Regions from separate parts of the Homo sapiens genome. Here region 2 is linked to region 1. The links are chromatin contacts, found by Hi-C or POLR2A ChIA-PET in ENCODE. All regions are on one chromosome and are shown on one strand. Each heading gives the region's core, a stretch centred on a gene start or an enhancer-like site at or near the end of the contact. The rest is flanking DNA. Distances are from core to core; before and after follow the strand shown. Region 1 has its middle 130 kb from the start of CACHD1. Region 2 overlaps JAK1 (Janus kinase 1).

Region 1 (4,169 bases), core at 698-3,197:
GATGAAGTCAAAATCATATTTCATAGTTTTTTCAGTCTTTCTGAGATGACACAAAGTCCAGGCCAATCTAGTCCAGTATGTAATCAAACTTCAAACTCAGCCACTGCGAATCTTCTCCCCTGCCCTAGACCTTTATGATGACAAGAGAAGGGTGCATGACTGTGTCTTTCCTCTTTCCTTGCTCTACTTCCTCCCCCTCTAGTTGGTTGCTGCTCTGGGCCCTGCCTGTATCATAAGAAGGAAGGAAGAATAAGTAAGGGTTAAGAACTGTCTTACTTGGCTCATATAGTTGTGCTCTGGCTTTGGGCTTTCCCAATGTGGCAGAGGCACCATTGCCGGCTCTTTCCTCTGTAAGACAGTTTGGTGGGTCCCTTGGAGATTACCTGCTGGAGGCATCCTTTCTAAAGACAAGCACTGCCTCCCTGAGATTGCATTGCCTTCTCCAGCTGGCCATTGCGTGGTCCACCCCTCTGTTGAGTCCCATTATCACTCCAGGAGGTACTTTTGGGATAGGTCCTTTTTTTTTTTTTGGAAGAAGTCTTGCTCTGTCACTCAGGCTAGAGTGCAATGGCGTGCTCTTGGCTCACTGCAACCTCTGCCTCCCTGGTTCAAGCGATTCTCTTGCTTCAGCCTCCCGAGTGACTGGGACTACAGGCGTGTGCCACCATGCCCAGCTAATTTTTTTGTATTTTTAGTAGAGATGCGGTTTTGCCATGTTGACCAGGCTCGTCTCAAACTCCTGACCTCAAGTGATCCACCCACATCGGCCTCCCAAAGTGCTGGGATTACAGGCTTGAGCCACCACCCCCAGCCAGGTCCCTTTTTAAATAATCCCAGGATAGTCCTTTCATGAAACCTTTATCTAGTCCATAAGAACTACACCCCTTGGCTTTCCATAGCTAGAAGTGCAGCTATCAGTATATCAGTATAGGTCTTTCTGTATTTCATTCTGCCACATCTAGCAGCCTTTAGATTTCTCCCTTGAGAGTTGCTGGGTCCTGCAAATTCCAGGGAACCCATATTAAGTTGTCTGAATGATTCTCTGGGCTCTCTTTTCACATGGTCCAATGTAAGGGTAAAGTACCACAGGTAGGAAAGGCAAAAATCAGCATACCTACAACTGTCTCCAAAACAGTCCTTCCAGATGACCTCTTCAACTTGCTCTTCTAAAGGTTAGAGGTGGGTTATGACCTGGTGCCAGGAGAACCTCTCCACAAGTCTGGCACAGATGTTCTAGCATCTCTAGGATGTGAGAGTGTTCTTAGCCTTTAGTCCTCTAATGAAATTCCAACAAATCAGGAAAAGTCTTTTTTGATAACCCATTAACATATTCAATGAAGTTTTTTTAAAAATAGGTGGTATTTGAAATTTTTCGATATTGCTTTTATGGCATAGTTTTTAAATCATTGGCTCATCAAAATAGTGGATTATCATTCAACTGATTCAACTGTGGGACCACTGTTAAACGGATGCTACTTTCAAAATTAAATTGAGAATGAGGATAATTCACACACTAACCCACCATTATAGAGAATGCTTGCTATTCCCTAGCCAGCAATGTGCACTCTCTGGGTTAACCACCCCACTTCCTGATGCTTGGTTCTCCGCTCACCCCTCCTCCAGTCTCAGGAATGGTCATTCATCTAACAAACATTTACTGAGCACCTACGCTATGCTGACTACTGTCCTAGGTGCTGAGGATACATTTGTGTATAAAACAGACAGTTAGGGCCAGATAATAAACAAAATAAATAAGTAAAATGCATAACATATATTAGCATGTGATAAGTGCTCTAGTAAGCCATTTCCCACATGTCGTTCCAGATGTGGGAGAGATTTATAATGTAAGACACCATAGTCCTGAGAGCTGGCATTCTAGCGAAGAAGAGTATGTAAACACAATTATAATACAATGCTGCTTAAGTGAGTCAGACAGCAGGGGTGTGTACTGAATGCTAAGTGACTAACCCTGCTTGAGGGCATCAGGAAAGGTTTCATAGGCTTTCTGTTTGAAGAACACAGTATTGTATTATAGAGAAGTAGTGATAACTATCTTCAACTGTAAGCTCCTGGCAGCTTTTCCCAGAGCCCCAGGCAGTTACCACCCTCCCAGTGCTTGCTTCAGCTTGTGCCTTCATTCCTTTCTCAGGTTCGACACTGAGGCCAGAAGCAGTGCTAGGTGGAGAGTTCCTTCTTCCAAAGACGTAGCACTCTGATAAAACAAACAAAAAAACAAAAAACAAAAACACCTTGGAGGAAGCAAAAGGAAATATGACCTTATGTCTATGGTCAGTCCACGAGACCCATAAAAAAGGAGGTGGTCAGCTGACCTGTCTCTTCATGCTCCACTCCATCTGCCCTCCAGCCAAAGGCTCACTCTCTGTGAAGCTGGATCCAGCTGGGCCACTATACTCACCCATGTTTCTTTTTAGAGGGGAAGCTCCTGGCAAACACTGCCTTGTATACATCTTTGCATGAGCCCGCAAAGCTGGCACAAGGCTTCCCCCACAGCAGAGTCTCAGTAAATAAAAATGAAAGGCAATGAAATGAATTGTTCCAAAGGCAAATGTTCTGCCCCTGGAACACACTGTTGCTTATTGGGATGATTTTGGATTCAGACAGACTAGGATTCTAATCCTGATTTTCTCCTTGTCGCCAAATTACTTTACCTCTCTGAGTCTCTTCCCTATATTTGTAGATAAGATAAATTTGTTGTGATGATTAAACAAGGTATTAAGATAATGCTTAGCGAGGCCGAGGCCGGGTGCAGTGACTCATGCCTGTAATCCCAGCACTTTGGGAGGCCGAGGTGGGCGGATCACGAGGTCAGGAGATCAAGACCATCCTGACTAACACGGTGAAACCCCATCTCTACTAAAAATACAAAAAATTTTCCAGGCATGGTGGCAGGCACCTGTAGTCCCAGCTACTGGGGAGGCTGAGGCAGAAGAATGGCATGAACCCAGAAAGCGGAGCTTGCAGTGAGCCGAGATCACGCCACTGCACTCCAGCCTGGGCAACAGAGCCAGACTCTGTCTCAAAAAAAAAAAAAAAAAAAAAAAAAAGATAATGCTTCGCACAAGGCCAGGCACATACTACTAGCTCAGTACAGGGGTACTATCACTATTATCAAGGTTAGAAACTACCAGGAGGGTGTTTGAACTCATTAATAAATAATAAAAAGCTATTTAATCATTACAATTCACCAACAATCTAAATGTTTCCTTTGAGAGGTAGTGAGCCATCCATCACTGGAGGGATTCAAGTAGTAAGACTGGATAACAGTTTCTACATCAGAAATTTCTGTACTTTGGTGACAGGTGGGAGTAGCTACGCTTCTTATGCCTTTCAAGGTAAAGTCGGCTGAGGTTGATTCTGGAGGAGAGATTAACAATTGAGAACGTGGCCTTTGGAGGCAGCCAGGCTGGCTTCAAATCCCAGCTCTGCCACTTTCCTAGCTCTGTAACTCAAGGAAAGTTACTTATATGTGCCTTAGTTTCCTTTTTTGTAAAATAGTTATACTAATGGAACCCCAGCATGCAGAATTATCACAAGGATTTAAAAAGTCATTATTTTGTGAACAATGACTCCTCATCTTCTGGTCTCAGGCAGACAGTGCCTCTCAACATCTACATAGTGACCTACTCTAGGAATCAATGGATTGTGACTTGCTTAAGGTCTCAGCTAGTCCCCCTCCCCATAAAATCCACACTTTGATTAAATTGAATCATTAAAGAAAATGTTAACACAATAGAATCAGTACTTTGGGGGCAAATAAGCAGAATCCACGTGAAAGTTTTGAACCCTGGGAAATGCATGAAGATGAGGGCTGTCCAATGTCTTCCAGTCTCCTGGCAGCCAGAACATGTTAATGTAGTGCTTCCCAGAATAACCACTCCCACCCCCACCCCTCCTTAGCTCTCAGAGCAAAGGTAGCTTGTTCATCTCATGGGATTTTGCCAAATGTGTTTGCAGAGCAGTCTCCCAATTAAAAAGCCCCAGGAGAAAAACTCCTTTACATAATGCCAGCATTTGCACACACACACACACACACACACACACACACACACACCTTATCTTGAGAAAATCATGCTGAGTGAATCACATCATTGGGAGTTGTGACTAAGACACTGCTGAGACCATTCATATCACCCCGTGCATTCAAGGAA
Region 2 (3,989 bases), core at 821-3,320, 560 kb after region 1:
AAATAACTCACTTGTTCCAGGACATCATTAATTAAGTAAAATCAACAAAAACGCATTGTGTAAAGCCTGCGATGCACAGCTCAGTAAGAAGAAAAGAAAACAACAAAAGATATATCGCCAAAGAAGAATTAGCAACCCAAGCACATAGCAAGGTAATAATACATGACTGATTGCCAAACACAGGACACACCCGACCAAGCGAAAAGAGCACGTCTGGAGAAGGTCTAAGAGTGGGGCTGGTGTAGTGAGTTTGATCGGATCCAGAGGACGGCAGGGAAAACCAGCATGGTGGGGTTGAATGTTCAGGCTCAGGAAAACCTCAGCCCTGCCACTTAGTAGCTGGCTTTGAATAATTTTTAACTTTCTATGACTGTTTTCTCATTTGCAAATAAGGATAATCATAATTATTTTACAGGCTTATTTTAAACTCTTGGAAAAATATATACATAAACACAGTAGGAAAACTGGCTCACAGCAGGCATGCAATACTACTACTATCACTACGAAGAAGGTGGGATACAAACAGGATGAAAACAGGAGCTGAGTGAGGACAACATTCCAAATAAGGGAAACATGAAGAAATAGCAAAAGAAGGAAAGTGGGGTTGGGCACGATGGCTCACGCCTGCAATCTCAGCCCTTTGGAAGGCCGAGGCGGGTGGATCACTTGAGGTCAGGACTTTGAGACCAGCCTGGCCAACATGGTGAAACCCTGTCCCTACTAAAAATACAAAAATTAGCCAGGTGTGGTGGTGAGCACCTGTAGTCCCAGCTACTTGGGAGGCTGAGGCAGGAGAATCGCTTAAACCAGAAGGTGGAGGTTGCAGTGAGCTGTGCCACTGCACTCCAGCCTGGGCAACAGAGCAAGACTGCATCCCAAAAGAAAAAGAGAAAAAAAAAGAAGAGGAGCAGGAGGACGAGGGAGGAGGAGGGGGGGAGGGGGAGGGGGGGAGGAGGAGGGGGGAGGGGGAGGGGGAGGGGGAGGGAGGAGGAGGAGGAGGAGGAGGAGGAGGAGGAGGAGGAGGAGGAGGAGGAGGAGGAGGAGGAAAGCCGGAGGGTAAGGCACTTGACTGAAGACTAAACAGGTTTGTGTAGAACCAAAAAAGATGAGGTAAGGAGGAAAACTGGGCCCAGGCTACAAATGCCCCCTAAGGAGTCTGGATTTTCTTCTGAGGGGATACTACCCAAGGAGAATGCAGATCCCCAGATTCATGTGAATTCCTCAAGTGGAAAGTCCCCAGTATGTGAAGGTGTGCTACGTGGGGTGGGGGTTCTCACACATAGGAAATGATGGGAAAGGCATGGGCATAGGACACCTGAAATTCAACTGTGTAAAAATAATGTCCTTCTTTTTAAAGATTCTTAATGAATCTGCTACTCTTTGATGGATATATAGGCACTGTACATTGAGAAAGGACAATAAAATTTAACTGAGCAAACAGTTCAAATACTGCTATGGGTAAGAGCTAATTTGAATATTCATTTGAGGGATCCATACCTTTGCCCCACCTCGCTATACACACATACAAAAAGGAAACTTCTTTAAAAAATAAAATAAAATGAGAAGCTAGAGGTTTTCTTGTGTAAATCATGATGTTAATGAGTCAGAAAGAACTTTCCCAAAGCTTGTCTTCCTGGTTGTCGCGTCTGGCTGGGACATCCACTAATAGCACTGGGAGAGTCAACATTCTGCTGCTGGTGACTCATCCTCCTCTGCTAGCACAGTCGGAGGGACCAGCAAGTTCACGGGGCTGCCCTTGGGAGTCACTCTGAATTATTTTTGTAACATCTTGTCCTTGGATAAAAGGGAATACAGAGTCAGAAACCAGAGGCCAGGAGGCCATCTATTACTCAGCAGAGTTGTTTACACAGCCCTGTTCCTCTATTATCCAGAATTCAGTGTTCTGGATAACTGATAAAATTAAGGCACCTATGTTTCCAGGGAGCTGAATACAGCAAATGCACAAAAGTCATGTTGGATGAAATTCTACCTTCCCTTGATGATTCAGAAGACCATATCAGACCTTCTCAGGCATGACTGCAGATGACAAAGAGATTATTAGAACCTGATTTTGACCCATTTCCATCTCACAAGCCTGTGAAATGTGGACTCAAGGGTGTGGGAGAACTTCAGTTAGCAAAATTTGCATAAATAGTTTCCTTCTACTGTCATCCAGTTAAACAGTCTCCAGGAGCTTGCATGAATGCTTTATCAGGTCACCAAGCTCTCTGATGTATGTCCAGCCAGGTGCTCCCTGAACATTTCTGGGCCTGGCCAAAACTGTGCTTGTTCAGTGCATTTCAGCTGTATATATAGCTAATAATTAGCAGCAGAAATGTGGCACAAACCCAAATCTCATGGATCCCACATTGCACCAAAATAAATATTAATGAAGGCACCTCTGCCTTTTTAGTCTTTCTCCAAATGAATTTTTAAAAAAGCAAAGTTGGCTTAACTGCTCATGACCATTGACTAATATAAAAATCAATAAAAAATCAATAATTATATACTTTTTACAATTTACAAAGCACTTTCAATACTTGATCTCAATCCTCACAATAATTTGAAGTATCATTCCTCTTATTCTACTCATAAGCAAACTAAAGCTTAGAAACACTAAGTGACTTGTGAAAGATCACATGTATTTATTACCTAGGACTCAAATCTAAGTCATTAGACAGCAAAGGAAATGGAAACAACTAATGGAAAAAGGACCTATAATCATGGTGAAAAGGTGAAATTTCAGTAAATTAAAATTGTTTATCTATCTAGTCAGTAAAGTTGGTGTTATACTTCTTTTTAAATGTAAATATAAGCCTGGATTAGGTAGAAGTATAAATTACTGTCACCTATAAACTATGGGTGACAACTCTAAAAATCATTTAGACTCATCATAAATGCACACATTCAACATTATAGAAAGATATCACTGAAAAGCCAAAGTTCCCCTCCCTCCTCCCAGAGATAGTCACTATTCAGTTTTTGGTAAGGCTGAGCAACCCAAATCAAAAAATCTGAAGTCTGAAATGCTCCAAAATATGACTTTTTGACTACCACATTTCTTGAAGGAAATGCTCATTGGAGGATTTTGAATTTTCAGATTTGGGATGCTCAATGGGTAAGCATAGTGCTAATATTATAAAATCCCAAAAATCTGAAATCTGAAAATTGTCTGGTCTCAAGCATTTCAGATAGGGGATACTCATCTGTACAACTCTCCCTGAGAACAATTTAGCTCCACTTTCAATTTGGACTTGAAGATTCTCCTATGTTTTGACACAAGAATCTTACAATATGGTAATGAAAAAATCAAATTGAAAAACAGCATGTATAGGATGATCCTAGCTATGATGCATAGACGCACACATGTAATCCTAAAGAAACGGTGACAAAATGGATGGGGAGGACATTACAAGAATAATTACCTGTGAGTATTCCAAGGTGTTTGTGATAGTAGTTACTTCATTTTGCACACTTTTAGAGATTTTCTAAGTGTTCTGCATCAAATATGTGTTACTACACTAATGAGGGGAGAAAAGTCATTCCCCCTGGGTTATACAGGAAATTAGGGCTGGGAGTAGGAATTCAGGAGAGCCAATTCACCTCTCTACCTGCTGCAATGGCTCAAGATTGACTAGCAATTCAAAGCAATTAAGAGATGTGACAAGGCAAAACATAATTATTTGTCATTGACTGATAGAGATATTAAGTGCTATGACTTCAGAGGACAAAGAGATCATTCTAGCATGGAATTATTCCAAAGGATTCATAAGTCAGAGATCTAAGAAGGTAAAGGGAACAGATGAGCTCCATTCTAGGTGAAGATAAAGGTGTAATCAAAGGTAACAGACATTAAATCACCAAGCGAGTTCTGGGGACAGTAAGCACAAGACTTAAGCATTTCATGAAGAGAAGAAAACAAGACTTAGAAGGCAGGCTGGGGTCAGACTGACATGAAGTGAGACAGCGAAGTGGACAGAGATCTTGGA

The links. Hi-C counts contacts between places; a loop is a spot of excess contacts on that map. ChIA-PET counts read pairs that join two places held with the same protein, here RNA polymerase II (POLR2A).
Region 2: a map of PC-9 shows a loop between it and region 1 (15-fold over the local background). The contact joins two enhancer-like sites. A Hi-C loop is called at or near these places in 1 of 168 maps with a recorded cell type or tissue (PC-9). POLR2A ChIA-PET finds 5 or more read pairs at or near these places in 1 of 52 experiments (PC-3).

What each region holds. Positions count from the first base shown.
Region 1 is chr1:64,341,649-64,345,817 of GRCh38, forward strand. No RefSeq gene overlaps it. Among named protein-coding and RNA genes, the nearest start is that of CACHD1, 130 kb to the right of the region's middle. Within about 2 kb of position 1,948, at least 7 of the 41 ENCODE cell types and tissues checked have a DNase peak (open chromatin) inside an H3K27ac peak, as active enhancers do; they include PC-3 and PC-9, where a contact is called at or near this core.
Region 2 is chr1:64,896,546-64,900,534 of GRCh38, forward strand. The region is part of intron 1 of JAK1 (Janus kinase 1); the gene reads right to left. Among named protein-coding and RNA genes, the nearest start is that of JAK1, 68 kb to the right of the region's middle. Within about 2 kb of position 2,071, at least 32 of the 41 ENCODE cell types and tissues checked have a DNase peak (open chromatin) inside an H3K27ac peak, as active enhancers do; they include PC-3 and PC-9, where a contact is called at or near this core.